Linked DNA regions of Homo sapiens: region 1 is linked to region 2. The links are chromatin loops, found by intact Hi-C in ENCODE. Cell type or tissue: A673. All regions are shown on one strand.

What was found. Hi-C counts contacts between places; a loop is a spot of excess contacts. Peaks named below come from ENCODE experiments on the same cell type or tissue, not always from the same donor. Only the 100,000 strongest peaks of a DNase experiment are listed, where the experiment ranks them.
Region 1: a loop joins it to region 2, with 3 times the contacts of the local background. A loop is called at or near these places in 9 of 110 quality-filtered maps.

What each region holds. Positions count from the first base shown.
Region 1 is chr16:25,687,527-25,695,526 of GRCh38, forward strand. It overlaps HS3ST4 (heparan sulfate-glucosamine 3-sulfotransferase 4), which reads left to right and starts at 4,433. Exons shown (of 2, transcript NM_006040.3): 1 at 4,433-5,625. The coding sequence starts at 4,892. RefSeq lists enhancers at 5,177-5,677, 5,678-6,178. In A673, CTCF peaks have their summits at 3,394 and 3,594 (motif pointing right); DNase peaks (open chromatin) are centred at 3,615, 4,145, 4,445 and 6,265; H3K4me3 peaks cover 4,058 bases; H3K27ac peaks cover 2,717 bases.
Region 2 is chr16:25,272,020-25,280,019 of GRCh38, forward strand. No RefSeq gene overlaps it. Among named protein-coding and RNA genes, the nearest start is that of ZKSCAN2, 18 kb to the left of the region's middle. In A673, a CTCF peak has its summit at 4,781 (motif pointing right); a DNase peak (open chromatin) is centred at 4,832.

The DNA of each region.
Region 1 (8,000 bases), 420 kb after region 2:
TGTTGTCCTTTGGGCTTTGTCTGGAGGCTTACCTCCAAATCTTTATAGATACACTTTTATTTGTTTGTTTGTTTGTTTTTTGTAGAGATGGGGTTTCACTATGTTGCCCAGGCTGCTCTTGAACTACTGAGCTCAAGGGATCTTCTTGCCTCGGCCTCTTTAAGTGCTGGGATTGCTGGTGTCAGCCACCATGCCTAGCTTATAGATATACTTTTTAATCAACAGATGAAAGATGAACTGAGGAAATAGAGTTGCTACATACGAGACAAGAATTCTGCTTATATTTCTGGAAAACTTTTCTTTTTTACCTGATGGGCTTTTAATCTTTCATTTATCTACTTTTGTGAAGGGGAATTCTAATATTGGAGGAGTGAAGCCATTGTGGCCAACAGCAAGGAAAATTAATAGCATGTGTGCTTTAATCAGTCAGATAGTCTAGGTTGTGCTGTGGTAATAACCAAGCCGTAAGTCTCAGGAGCTGAAAACAGCACAGATCTATTTCTTGATCATGTACCTGTCATGAGGGGCTGGATCTGTATTATCCTTAATCAACGTGCGGGATTGAGTAGATGGGTGCTGAAATAGTTTGCATGTGTGTCTCTGCCCAAATCTCATGTTGAATTGCAATTCCCAGTGTTGGAGGTGGGGCCTGGTGGGAGGTAAATGGATCTTGGGGGCAGATTTCTCATGAATAGTTTACCACTACCCCCTTGGTAATATTCTAGTGACAGTGAGTGAGTTCTCTGAGGTTTACATCACCTCCTGCCTCGCTCTCTTGCTCCTGCTCTGGCCATGCGATGTGACTGTGGCCCCTTCACCTTCCGCCATGATTGTAACTTTCCTGAGGCCTCCCAGAAGCCAAGCAGATGGCAACATAATGGTTCCTATACAGCCTGCAGAACCATGAGCCAATTAAACCTCTTTTCTTTACAAATTACCCAGTCTCAGGTATTTATTTATAGCAGTAAGAGAAAGGCCTAATACAGAAGCTAAGACCCTGTATTCAACCCTTTTCTTCTGCAATTGCTCAGGAGGGAAAACAGACCCTGGCAAATCTCCTCCTGCCTCTCAAGGCTTCTGCCTGGAAGGGACAAACCTCACTTCCGTTCATATTTCAGTAGCCAGAGCAGCACATAGTCACACCTAACTTTAAGGGGTCAGGGAAGTATATCCCTACCAGATGTCCACAACGAGACTGGACAATATTTGACGAATGTCAGTAATGACCACCACACACTGTACTGTCCTTTCCAAAGCCAATTTTGCTGTTTGTTTGTTGATTTTTAAAAATTCCCTTTAGTTATTTGAGTTACTATGAATCCTTCCAGTGATTTTATTTTATAGAAAATAAGCAAACAAAAAACCCTAAAACTTTACCAATATTCCAGAAGGCATTAGACTTGACATTATAAATGTTACAAACAGAACATCTTAGGACAGTGAACTTTAGCTGATACACTGGGATAGTTTTGAAGAAAGAGTACACACATATTTTTCAAGAATAAAGTTTTAATAGGAAAAGGAAGCAGAGCATGGCATAGGCCAATATTTAGATTTGAATAATTATTGGTAGGCACCCCATGTCGGGCAGGGAGCCAGGGATTTTTGCATATTCTAGCTAATTCAATTTAATTCTTTATAAAAACAATTTGAGGTGAGTCTTATCCATAATTTATACATGCAGAAACTGAGGCTGAGGGAGGTAAAATGACCTTTCCAAAAGCCACTTGGCTAGCAAATGACAGCTTTGCTCAAATGCTATCATCTGATACTACGGAGACAGAAGAGAAGGACGCAGTGTGTATGTTTGGACAGCATGCACTGTTTGGTTTGGCAGGACTGCGAGATACACCAAAGGTAGGGGGAATCTTGAGTACCAAGGTAAAGAGGTTGGAGTTTATTAGTTAGGTAGTGAGATAATGGTTTTTTGAGTCGGGGGGACATTGGTAGAGCTAAAAAAACATTGCCTCAGAAACATTGATCTGCTATTGTTTTCTAGGATGAAGGGAAATGAGGCAGAGTGAGGCCAGGAGACCAGTTAGAGGAATTCTGTGGGTGTTGGCAGGGGAGACAGAAAACTATCTTCCATCGAGTCTTCGGATCCATTGGGAATGCCTGGATGACGTCAGAGTTCGCCCTGTGTAGGTAGCTCCCACTTTTCATTGTAGGTTTCTCAAGGACTTGCTCCTAGAAAAAGCGTGGCTCAAAAGTAGATAAAAAATAGGCAACTGCCTAAGTGTGAAATTTACAAAGTTCCTCTCCAAAAAAGCCCGCCTCCTCCCTATCACTTGTGGGCCTGACATTTTACCAAAGGGGCTCTATTCTTTCAAGAGTTTGTTATTAAAGCGTGACTATTTGAGGATTGGAGGCAAAAGGGATACTGAGAAATGTCCTTACTAGCAGTGTCAAGGCAAGTGACATAAATGTGTGGGGGGGCAACTTGTATGAGCACTGTGAAAACGGCAGCATGTTCACTCTACTTCTCAGCTCTGACTGAGGGGCTCAAAGTTCAGGATCTGCTGATTTTTCAACAGTAACGTCCTCTCCAAGGTGTTTTTTTTTTTTCCTTTTTTGGGAAAGCCCCCAGTTTAAACTATTGCAGCCAGTTTACATTTCTTAATGTCACTGTGCTGGCCACATTCAGAGCTCCATTTGCCACCATCGGTTTTGATACCTTTTTACCAAAACCTTTCGAAATTTGAGAGCCCATCTTTAGTAAAACTGGGCATGGAGCAGATTCGTTTGGATTGCTGAGAGGGGAGATAGAAAAGTTTGGGTGCTAGGCAGGAACTGCAAGGAGGACCTGGGCCATATGCCAGACATCTAGTGCCTGGGCCTTGAAAGGGAGACTGGTCGCTGACAAGGCAATATCTGTTGCAACCCAGGCTTCCTAGATGACCACCTTGGATCATGGCTCGGAGCACAGGGAGGGCTGGGCAGTGCTTGTGTTTCTCTCCGTTCCAGTTGGCCCCTTCCCATTGACATTACAGTAATGCAGTTGTGTGCTGTTTGAAAAAGCATCCCTAGTTACACAGAATGATTTACAGGACACCAGACTCTGCATTTCAGAGGTCTCCAGTGTACCATAAAAAATATATTATAAAAGAATAATCTTTATCTGAACTAAAGCTGCAGTGAAGGAAACTCGTGTCCAGCTGAGAGCAGCAGTGAGCTTTTGTTCACTCAGGGAAAAGTCCGTGTTCTTTATCTTATTTGATTAACATTTTTTTTCTCTTTGGCACTAGGTATCTCGTTAATATTTAGACATTATATACATTTTCTTTCAACTGGTTTTCCTATTACGTGATCAAACAAAACCAGAGATGCCAGCCACAGCAGCCAACAAGGGAAAAGCAGCCCCGTCAGGCACCCAGCTGTGGCTGGGGGGCAAATGGTACTCACTAGAGCCACCCCCAGGAGGCACCTGGCAGAGCTCTGTGCAGAGCCAGCCCCGGTTGCAGAAAGCTGAGTTTGTTGGAGTGCCTCAGTTGATCACTCTGTCTCTTTCTCCCATTTCCCTCACTTCCCTGAGCAAAATGCAACAGGAAGCAAAGTCTAGTTGTGAATCTTCCAAAGCCTTCTGATGTTTACCATGTTCCCCCAGGAGAGGGAGGTGAGGGGTGGAGATCTCTCTGCAAAGAAAATACACTTAAAAAATTTCAGCGAGCCGATGCACAGACACCCAGCAACCCAGCTTGTCTCCGCTTATTAGGTGTTCAGAGCGACAGTGGTCCCACACTATTTCAGTCCAGGAAACCATGAACTCCGTTAGTGGCAATGCCCCCGAAGAGGCGCAGGTGTGTGCACCTGTGATTAAGGGTGTCGAGGAGGGGCAGCCTCATCTCTTGAAGCAGAAAGTGTTGTCACCTGGTGATGGGACAGAGGGAAAAGCTCTGGGGCTGGGAAACCTGGGGGCTTGTGTCAAAGCTCCACCCATCAGGAGCTTCAAGAGAAGATGGGGGGCGGGGGGCGGTGGCTGGAAAGATGGAAGTTGGGATGGGAAAGCGGTTGTAGAAAAGGATTCACTCCTGGACCGAAGGCAGGAGGATATCCCGGGCGAGAGAAGGGAGGGTCGGGGATGGGCTGAGTTGGAGTCCCAGAGGAAAAGCGGAAGCGAGAGCTTCGTCACCCGCTGTCTTCCAGCTCCCGGTGCGCGGCACCGGAGGCAGGCGTTGGGCTTTACCTCTCTAAAAGTACTGGGGCAAAGGAATGGAGAACACGGCGTCCCGAGCTCCCAAGGGAGGGGAGTAAACGAGGTGGGGTGGGGAACACCCCAAGTGCGTGCGTGCTGGGGGCTGGGGGGCACGATCTCCGTTCTCCCGGGTGCCCCAGCCCTAGCGCACGCCTCCGCTCCCCCGCCCCCTTCGCAGGCGCGCGCGAGGCGCACCCCCCTTCCCTCGGCGGCGCCGGGCGCGCGCCCGGCCCCCTCCTCCTCCCCTCCGCGCCTCTCCTCTCTCCCGGCAGAAAGTTAGCAGCGGGGAAGGAACTCCGGGCTGCAACAGCGCGCGGCGGCGGCGGCAGAGGCTGAAGCAGAAGCCGCGGCGGAGCCGGGGAAGCGGGGGCGCTGCAGACGGAGCAGGTGCCGCCGGCGGGTCCGCGCGCCCCCCTCGGTCCCCTTGCCTGAGGCTGAGGGGGGGGCGGTGGTGGGGGGGCCACCCGGACTCGGCGGGCAGCGTGGGGCGGGGGGCCATGCGGCCGGGCTCCCCCCTGGCGCAGCGGGACAGCGGCCAGGGCCGGGGGCGCAGCGGCGTCGCTTCATGCAGCCGGGGCGGCTGGGCAGCGGCGGCGGCGGCGGCGGCGGCGGCGGCGGCGGGGGCGGCGGCTGAAACCATGTCCGGGCAGCGCCGGGGGCTGCCGCCGCCGCCGCCGCCGCCGCGAGCCGGGAGCCGCGATGGCCCGGTGGCCCGCACCTCCTCCGCCTCCGCCTCCGCCTCCACCTCTGGCCGCGCCGCCGCCGCCCGGCGCCTCTGCTAAGGGGCCGCCGGCGCGCAAGCTGCTTTTTATGTGCACCTTGTCCCTGTCTGTCACCTACCTGTGCTACAGCCTCCTGGGCGGCTCGGGCTCCCTGCAATTCCCTCTGGCGCTGCAGGAGTCGCCGGGCGCCGCCGCCGAGCCCCCGCCGAGCCCGCCGCCACCCTCTCTGCTGCCTACCCCCGTGCGCCTCGGCGCCCCCTCGCAGCCGCCCGCGCCGCCGCCGCTGGACAACGCGAGCCACGGGGAGCCGCCCGAGCCCCCAGAGCAGCCAGCCGCCCCCGGGACCGACGGCTGGGGGCTGCCGAGCGGCGGCGGAGGCGCCCAGGACGCCTGGCTCCGGACCCCGCTGGCCCCCAGCGAGATGATCACGGCTCAGAGCGCGCTGCCGGAGAGGGAAGCGCAGGAGTCCAGCACCACCGACGAGGATCTCGCAGGCCGGAGAGCGGCCAACGGGAGCAGCGAGAGGGGCGGCGCCGTCAGCACCCCCGACTATGGGGAGAAGAAGCTGCCACAGGCGCTCATCATCGGGGTCAAGAAAGGAGGGACCCGCGCGCTGCTGGAGGCGATCCGCGTGCACCCGGACGTGCGGGCGGTGGGCGTAGAGCCGCACTTCTTCGACAGGAACTACGAAAAGGGGTTGGAGTGGTACAGGTAGGACCCTGGGCTCCGCGGGCTGGTGGAGACGCGTGGGGGAGACGCGGAGGGGAAGCCGCGGCTTTCCACGCCCTTCGAGCATCCAGGCACCGTCCCGAGAGGCCCAAGCCCCCGCGAGGGCTCTGCAAACCCTGGCGGCGTTGCTCAGGGGGATCGGCTGAGAGGGCTGGACTCCAGCGAAAGGTCACTTTATTTCAGGGCGAGGGGAGGAGGTGTCACCCTGCCCTGCCTCCCGCGCTCCTCATCCAAGGAGGTGCTGTCTGAATCTGCCCAGCTCCAAGCCTGGGAACCCCCAGCCCTCCTGCCTGCTGGGTGTTTCCGAAACCAGGCTCTTGCGGGGTTCTGGGATTCTGGGCAGAGGACTTTGAGGAGTGAGACAGGATGGCTAAATTGACTAAGGGGATTTGAGGTCCCCTGGAATCTCTTAAAATCACCCTCAAACGCATTTGCGTGGCTGGAATTCAACTTTAGTGTGTTAAGGTCAGAGCAAAATGAATAGGGAACAGTTACAAAGATCATGCTGGCGTTTTGGCTTTCTAGTAAAGAAAGGATGCCTCCCACCTCCGTAACTTTCCATCCCCCTTGGCTGAATGAGCACGGAGTTGATTTTGCACCAGAAGCCTCAATGTCTGCATGACAGTTGGTGCCCTGAGAGTTTTTATGCCTCAGACCGTGCCCTGTCTAATCTCCGCCTCCTTCGCAACAGATTGGAGCTTCTGTCTTGTGAGATGTTCATCTCCCTCCTTTCCCACCGTCTGCCGGTGGTGAGAGAAAGGTAGGAGAGAGGACTAGAAAGTTAAGTGCAGGTAAAATAAATTAATAATCCAGCTTTCCTGCCAGCCATAACATTTTAAACGGCACTGGTGCAGATGCCCCAAACGCAAACCTCCTTCGCCTTTGTTGTTTCTCTTTCTCTCTTTCCTCCTGTTTTATATCTTTCTGGGAAACAGATCTGCATGGCTGGCTGCATCTCCATTGCATTTCGGTAATTAATTGCAAATGTCAAACAGAAACACAGCCTTTGTCAGCTGAAGTGATGTTATCATCTTAGCAGAGCCAATAGGTAAAATCAAGATTGTTTCTCTGACAGGTTGCCTGCCCGTTGAGGAGATGTGCTTTCTAGGTTTAAATTACAGCCTGGGAAAGTTTTAGAAATAACTTAACTGAAGAAATACATAATAAATGTGTGCATTATGATTGATTTCTTCCACTTTTAAAAATATGCCTTATGCTTTAAAAGCTTGAGAGAAGTACACTTAGTCATAAACATTCCAGCACATTACAGGGAAGCAGCAAATGTGTCTGTTAACGTCTTGTCTGTTTCAACAGAGAGAACTAATTGCAGTATTTTAGGAGGCTTCAAACAGCCCCTTCCTATCAAAACATAAAACAGCAAATGCCTAATTTAACTGGAAAATCAGTATTTATAACATCAGAAGCCATGGCTTCCAGTTTGTGATTATAATTAAAAAGGTGTTAGGATGATTAATGCAGCAACAGCAAAATAAAGAAGGGGCACGATGTCTGGGAAGGTTTTAGTTGTTTAATTGCTGGTTGTAGGAATGTTCTGGTTTCTTCTGTGGAGTAGCTTTGGCCTTATGAGGGTAATTGCGTTTTTTTTTTTTCCAATTCTAATTTTAGAATTATGAGAATTGTCAAATGCCCCTTCAGGGAGGCAGAAAGATCAAATCTTTCCAAGATCTGAGGTGTTTGGGTTTGTGGCAGCTGGAAACAGAGGGCCGGGGGTGTTTTATTTGGGTGACTTAAAATAAAGTTAATGAAGGATGTGTGGTGGAATGTGTATCAGGAAGTCTTATCACTGGGTCTGGAGAGTTTTCCGAATGAAAGAATAGAAGATGCCAGATTTTCCTAGATTCCTTTATGCTGATGTTAGGAAGAGAAGGTATAGAAACTACCTTGTTTGACGTGGCTCCTGATTATGTTATTCCAGCGCTGTGGTATGCCCAGCCTTCTACTCCCAACCAATGCTTGTGGTATTTGGGACTCAGTGTCATATTTGGTAGCCACTCACAGAACTGTTAAAGTGAAGAGGTGTGGATAGAACAAGATTCCCCTGGTCCTCACTTAAGGGGACCATGTGGTATCTCTGTGTCCTTCATCCCCACCCCAGCATCTAGTCCAGGGGTGCTGATTGAAAGCACTGGACACAAAATTCTCTTAGGAACAAGCTTCCTGCCAATACATGTCTGTCTAACATAGAGGAGATCATTAGCCCCCAGCTCTGCTTTTGGGAAGACCCGTTGGACCCACAGGATCTGAGTGTGCTGGGACTGCTTTGGACCACTCTCCAGCCTTACCACAGACAGCGGTGCTTTGAGGCATTTGTGAAATTTTCATCAGTTCCATCTATC
Region 2 (8,000 bases):
CCTCCACCTCCTGGGTTCAAGCAATTATTCTGCCTCAGCCTCCCAAGTAGCTGGGATTACAGGTGTCCACGACCACACCTGCCTAATTTTTTTTGTATTTTTAGTAGAGACGGGGTTTCACCATGTTGGCCAGGCTGGTCTCGAACGCCTGACCTTAGGTGATCCACCTGCCTTAGCCTCCCAAAGTGATGGGATTACAGGTGTGAGCCACCACGCCCAGCCCCAAAGCTGTTCTTGTGATAGTGAGTGAGTTCTCATGAGATCTGATGGTTTAAAAGTGTAGGCCGGGTTCGGTGGCTCATGCTTGTAATCCCAGCACTTTGCGAGGCTGAGGCAGGCAGATCACTTGAGATCAGGAGTTCGAGTCCAGCCTGGCCAACATGGCAAAACCCTGTGTCTACTAAAAATACAAAAATTAATTGGGTGTGGTGGTGCACACCTATAATCCCAGCTACTTGGGAGGCTGAGGCACAAGAATCACTTGAACCTGGGAGGCGGAGATTACAGTGAGCCAAGATCACACCACTGCATGCCAACCTGGGTGACACAGCAAGACCCTGTCTCAAAAAAAAAAAAAAAGAAAAAGAAAAAGTGTGGCACTTCCCTCCTAGCTCTCTCTCTCTCCTGCCACCACGTATGATGTGCCTTGCTTCCCCTTCTCCTTCCACCATTATTGTAAGTTTCCTGAGGCTTCTCCAGCCATGTGGAACCATGAATCAGTTAAACCTCTTTTCTTTATAAATGATGTAGTCTCAGTTAGTTCCTTATAGCAGTGTGAAATGGACTAATACACTAGGTATATGTATATCTGTACTTATGTCTACATATATTGATATCACTATCAACATCTATATCTATATCGTCTTCTGTAAATGAAGTGGCAGTAAAGCCCTGAATTCCAGTCTCTCTAACATTCACATTGGTTCTCAGCCCTGGTTGCACATCAGTGTCACCTCTGAGAGCACTTACAAAATACAGATGCTTGGACACCATCCACAGAGATTCTAATCCAGTAGACTTGGGATGAAGCCCAATCATCAGAATTTTTAAAAAAATAAAATCTCCCAAGATGATATTAGCATGCCATTGAGAGCCACTAACTTAAATTTACTAAGCTTCATGTTCCCATGTAATCAGTACAAACACCCATCTCCCAGGATTACATAACACAATGTACATGAGGCTTTTTATCACAATGTGGGACCTAACCCTGTAAATGTTAGTTCCATTAATAATTAATATTCATTACTTTTTTCTTTTGAGATGGAGTCTCGCTCTGTCGCCCAGACTGGAGTGCAGTGGCACGATCTCGGCTCACTACAACCTCCACCTCCTGGGTTCAAGTGATTCTTCTGCCTCAGCCTCCTGAGTAGCTGGGATTACAGGCACCTGCCAACACGCCCGACTAATTTTTGTATTTTTAGTAGAGACGGGGTTTCACCATGTTGGCCAGGCTAGTCTCCAACTCCTGACCTCAGGTGATCCACCTGCCTCAGCTTCCCAAAGTGTTGGGATTACAGGTGTGAGCCACCGTGCCCGGCCTTTAAATTTTTTTATTGGAAAAAATTTTTTGCCCATGACACAGCCCTCAGGAAACCCTGAGAACATGTGCCCTAATTCATTTTTTTATATGAAGTAGAGGTGAAAATTCTTTTATATTTTTTCTATATGGATATCGAATGGTTCCAGCATCATTTTGTTAAAAAATTCTCTTTCTCCATTGCATTGACCTGGTACCTTTGTGAAAAATAAGTGGATTCAATATGTATGGGTCTATTCCTGTATTCTATTCTGTTCCATTGATCGGTTTGTCTATCCTTACGTTGAGTCCTTGTCTTTTAATTGGAGATTATTGATGCAGTTTGTTGACTCCTTCTGTATATCCTAATTTCTCTAATCAGGCCAAATCTTTCTCAGTAACAGCAAGGGATAAAGAAAGCAAAGAAGGCAGTGAGCTGAGTGCTGCTAAGCCAATTCAAAAAGCCGTCAGAGGAATGAGCCCTGCTTTGACTTGTGCAGGTGTTTCTTTCCACTGATCAATGGTTATCAGGTCAAAAAGCAAGGCAACACGATTAAATAATCAACATTTTCTACCTAAGTTATGACCATGCCAGTGAAAGGCAAAGTAGGGCTGCAGTAGCCAAGAATGTCCCGAGCTCCCAGCTGCAGCCCAATCCCTTGAATTTACACCCTAAGCCCATCACTCACTCTTAAACTCAGTCCACTGTTCAAAAGCCTCCAGAACAACCTCCCAGAACTTCCGCCGAGGTAGAACTGGTTGGCGCATATGCTGTTCTGACTGTAATTACTGTTTGCTCTGTTCACTTCATTTGTATGACTTTTCTAATATCATAATGATCATATCATTATCAAGAAGAGGAGACCCTTTGTAGTAATTTGCTATAACAAAGTCCTACAAACTGGGTGGCTTAAACAATATAAATGTATTTTTTCACAATTCGGGAGGCTAGAAGCCTGAGATCGAGGTATTGGCAGGGCTGATTCTGAGGTCTCCTTGACTTGTAGATGGCCGTCTCCTCCCTGGGTCTTTATCTGGGCTTTTCCTTGGACATGTCTGTGGTTAAAGTGATGAAAACTCATGGCTTGTTATCTTGGATTTGTTGCTTAAAATTTGTGTGATGTTGAGCAAGTCGTCTACACTCTTTGCACTTCAGTTGTACCAAAGTGGGTTGGAAGGTTCTTATTTATTTATTTATTTTTTAGATGGAGTCTCACTCTGTTGTCCAGGCGGGAGTGCAGTGGTGTGATCTTGGCTCACTGCAACTTCCGCCTTCCGGATTCAAGCCATTCTCCTGCCTCAGCCTCCTGAGTAGCTGGGACTACAGGTGTCTGCCACCATGCCTGGCTAATTTTTGTATTTTTAGTATCCACCTGCCTTGGCCTCCAAATGTATTGGGATTACAGGCATGAGCCATCATTTCCGGCCATATTTTATTTTTTTAAGAGGTAGGGTCTTGCTCTATCGCCCAGGCCAGAATACAGTGATGCAATCATAGCTCACTGCAGACTCAATGGTTAAGCAATCCTCCAGCCTCATCCTCTTGAGTAGCTGGGACTACAGCTGTGTGCTTCCATGCCCAGCCAATTAAATTTTTTTGTTGTTGTTGAGATGAGGGACTCACTATATTTCCCAGGCTGGTCTCAAGCTCCTGGCCTCAAGCGATCCTCCAACCTTGGCCTCCCAAAGTGTTGGGGTTACAGGTGTGAGCCACCGCACCCAGCTGAGTTGGAAGGTTCTGACTGTCATCCTGGTTTTACCATGCACTGGCTAATGAGACTAAATGCAAGTTCTACAAGTTTCCAAAGTCTCAGTTCTCTCATCTGCAAAAAGGGCTAACAATGCCCACACAGCTCACCTCACAGGCATTTGCAGAGCATCACATGAACAAGTTGGTGAATATTTTAGATCTTTAAACAGTTTTGCCTTTTCCAGGAGGTCATATAGTTGGAATCATACAGTATGCAGCCTTTTCAGATTTTCAGGCAAAACCATGGAGACAACAAAAAGGTTAGTGATTGCCAGGGTTTAGGGGTGGGTGGGTAGGGATGAATAGGCAGAACACAGAGGGTTTTAGGGCAGTGAAAATACTCTGTGTGATACTGTAATGGTGGATACATGGCATTATACATTTGTCCAGACCCACGGAATATGCAATGTCAAGTGTGAACCCTAATGTAAATTAGGGACTTTGGTGATAATGACGCATCAGTACTGGTAGGTGCCTCAGTTGCAACAACTGTACCACTCTGGTGGGGGATGTCGATCATGGGGGAGGCTGTGCATGTGTAGGGAAGGGGGTGAATGGGAATTCTCTCTGCCTTCCTCACAATGTTGCTATGACCCTAAAACTGTTTTTAAAAAAATCTTAAAAAAATAAAAAATAAGGCCGGGTGTGGTGGCTCATGCCTGTAATCCCAGCACTTTGGGAGGCTGAGGCAGGTGGATCACGAGGTCAGACGTTCGAGACCAGCCTGGCCAACATAGTGAAACTCTGTTTCTACTAAAAATAGAAAAAAATTAGCTGGTCATGGTGGTGGGCACCTGTAATCCCAGCTACTCAGGAGGCTGAGGCAGGAGAATTGCTTGAACCTGTGAGGTGGAGGTTGCAGTGAGCTGAGATTGTGCCACTGCACTCCAGCCCGGGCGACAGAGTGAGACTCCATCTCAAAAAAATAAAAATAAAAAAATATAGGCCTGGGCTGGTGGTTCATTACTGTAATCTCAGCACTTTGGGAGGCTGAGGCGGGAGGATCCCTTGAGCCCAGGAGTTCAAGACCAGCCTGGGCAATATAGTGAGACCCTGTCTACAAAAAATCAAAAAATTAGGCAGGCAGGGTGGTGTGCACCTGTAGTCCCAGCTACCTGGAAAGTTAAAGCAGGAGGATCGCTTGAGCCTGGGAGTTTGAGGCTGCAGTGAGCTATGATCACGCCACTGCACTCTGGCCTGAGTGAGATAGCAAGACCCGTAAGGCAAGGCAGGGCAGGGCAGGGCAGGGCAGGGCAGGGCAGGGCAGGGCAGGGCAAGGCAAGGCAAAAGACAAGACAAAAAAGAAAGAAGAAAGAAAAGAAAGAGATAATGTAATATTTGGATAGAAATGAATGACGAAGATTTGGGAGATATCCTTTCCTCTTATATTGTTTTTTAAGAGCTTCTGGAAATAGTCAAACTTATTGGCAAGGAAGACGGGGTGTCCTGATAACTGATTATCTGTTTTCTACCAGGACAGCGTTTGCTTCTTCAGGTGATAATGGTGGCTGTTAATCCAAAAGTGAACAGCAGAGGGCAGTTTGTGCCCAAAAATGACATCACTCTTGCTGTCTCCAGCAAGCTCTGTGAATATGGGGCCAGGGATTATAATAAAATTCATGTAGAGTCCACTAATACTGCAATCCACGGGTGCAGCTCAGGATTGCTATTTGTTTTTGACACACACACACACACACACACACACACACACACACGTATATATATATTTTTGAGACAGAGTCTCCCTCTGACACCCAGGCTAGAGTGCAACGGCGCGATCTCAGCTCACTGCAACCTCTGCTTCCCGGGTTCAGGCGATTCTACTGCCTCAGCCTCCTGAATAGCTGGGATTACAGATGCCCGCCACCATGCCTGGCTAATTTTTGTACTTTTAGTAGAGACGGGGTTTCACTATGTTGCCCAGGCTGGTCTCGAACTCCTGACCTCAGGTGATCCACCCACCTGGGCCTCCCAAAGTGCTGGTATCACAGGCGTGAGTCACTGTGCCCAGCCTGTTTTTGATCTGTATATGTTTTTTAAAATTATCAACCACACGCGTCGTTAAAATATTAAATCTACACAAGAATTTACAAAAGATTCCTTAGAGTCACCACACGACCCTACGCAATCAGGCCCCCCTTTTACTTCTCTGTCTTTGAATCCTATACACTTGTTGGCCCCAGCGCATCCTCAGAAACTGTTCTCGCTGTTCCCTTGCCCTGGAAGACTCCTCCCCAGATATCAATGAGGCTCATTCCCTTACCTGCTTCAGATCTTCACTTGATCATCTCCTTATAGAGGTTTTATCTGGTCTTCTCATTTACTATTACAGCCCCTCTCAACACTCTACACCCTCATTTGAAAAGTTCCTGGATCATAGGGTTATACATAGTGTTATTCTTTTTCTCCAGAGCACTCATCACTCTTGCTCAATCTGTTACACTTAGTAATTAAAAAAAAAAAAATTCTGTGGTTGGGCATGGTGGCTCATGCCTGTCATTCCAGCACTTTGGGAGGTGGAGGTGGGAGGATTATTTGAGCACAGGAGTTGGAGACCAGCCTGGGCAACATAGCAAGACCTCATCTCTACCACAAACAAATAAAAAATCAGCTGGGCACAGTGGAGTGGGCCTGCACTTCCAGCTACTCAGGAGGCTGAGCTGGGAAAATCACCTGAGCCTGGGAGGTGGGGGCTGCAGTGAGCTATGATTGTGCCATTGCACTCCAGCCTGGGTGACAATGCAAGACCCTATCTCAAAAAAACAAAATAACATTCTGTCTCTTACCTCTAGAATGTAAGCTTCATGAGGGCAGAAACTTTTTTTTATTTTTATTTTTTTCATTTTATTTCATCAGTGCCTAGACAATCCTAGCATGTAATAATAGGCTTAATAAATATTTGTCAAATGAAGCTACAACACAGCTCTGCTTATGAAAGATGCTGACCTTTATGAGAATGTGATAAAATGAATTGGCATCTTTTACTACCTCATGCATAATTCTGGGATTTGGCAATTAGGGGTGGGCTCAGGTGGTTGGCTTTTCTGTTCTAGACCAGGCTTAGCTGATCTTAACTGGGCATGCTCAAGCTTCTAAGGTCAGCTGAGGCACCTCAGTTTTCCTCCACGTGGCCTCTCATTCTATAGCAGGCTGGCTTGGGCTCATTCACATGGTGGCCTCAGGCTTCCAAGCACAGCAAGGGAGGCAATTCCAATGTACAAGCCCCCGTTTGCATTATATTTCCCATTCTCTCCTTGGCCTAAGCAAGGCCCATGACTAACCCAGATTCATGGAGGTAGGAGCTGCTAAGTAACATTGCAAACAGGAGTGCATACAAAGATGAGAAGAATTAGGGGGTATTTTTGCAACCCACCATCATAAGTATGATTCAGTTGCCCTTGGAAAAATAGAATAAAATCCCACCAAGAACATATTCAGTTGCCTGTTTCTTTGCTGTATTATGCACTGTGTATTATTACATTTAACAAAACTTCACTAATCAGATAGATGAAAAATAGTGTCTTATTTGCTCAGAGAACTTGAAAGACATCAGTGTAGCTGGTAAGAAGTAGAGCTTGACCTCAAAATGCAGGTTCTTGCTTATACACTGTTGTTGGGAATGTAAACTAGTTCAGCCACTGTAGAAAGTAGCTTGGAGATTTCTCAAAGAACTTAAAACAGAACTACCATTTGACTCAGCAATCCATTACTGGGTATGTATCCAAAAGAAAATAAATCATTCTACCAAAAAGGCACATGGACTGAAATGTTGATTGCAGCGCTATCCACAATAGCAAAGACATGGAATCAACCTAGGTGCCCATCAGTGGTGGATTGGATAAATAAGTTATGGTGTATATACACCATGGAATACTACACAGCCATAAAAAAATAACCCAATCATTTCGTTTGCGGCAACATGGATACTGCTGGAGGCCATTATCCTAAGCGAATTAATGCAGGAATAGAAAACCAAAGACTACATATTCTCACCTATAAGTGGAAGCTAAACGTTGGGTACTCATGGACATAAAGATGAGAACAACAGACACTGGGGGTACTATAGTGGGGAGGAAGAGATGAGGGGAGGGGTTGAAAAACTAGCTATTGAGTACTATGCTCACTACCTGGGTGATGGGATCAAGCATACCCCAACCCTCAGCATCATGCAATGTACTCATGTAACAAGGCTGCAAATGTAGCCCCTGAAACTAAAATAAAAGGTGAAATTATTTTAAAAATATTGCAAATTCTCACTTGGCTTGCCATGCTTTCTCACTGTAGGCAGGGCATCAAGACCTGTCCTTGACTCCAGGCTGCGTCCTGTGACTTGCTTCGGCCAATATGGTATTCACAGATGTGATGCAAGCAGAAGCTTGAAATAGGCTTGCGCGCTGGCGCTTGCTGTCTCTTGTCCCTCTGCCATCACCATGAGAACATGCCCAGACTAGTGTGCTGGAGCATGAGAGACACGAGGAGAGCTGAAGCAGCCCAGCCACCCTGCAGAGGCCAGTCCAGGTGCCTGGATAGCCAGCTGACACCTGGACACGAGAGCAAGCCAGCCAGGATCAGCAGAGCCACCTGGCTGACCATCAGCTGCCCCAAGATCTGTGCATTGATTGCTTTCATCTCACTGGTCTCCCCAGAGGACCTGTGAGTTTAGAGCAGAGAAATGGCATCCCACAACTCTTAGATGATGGAGGAGCCTAATTCAATCCCAGCATCCTCAGG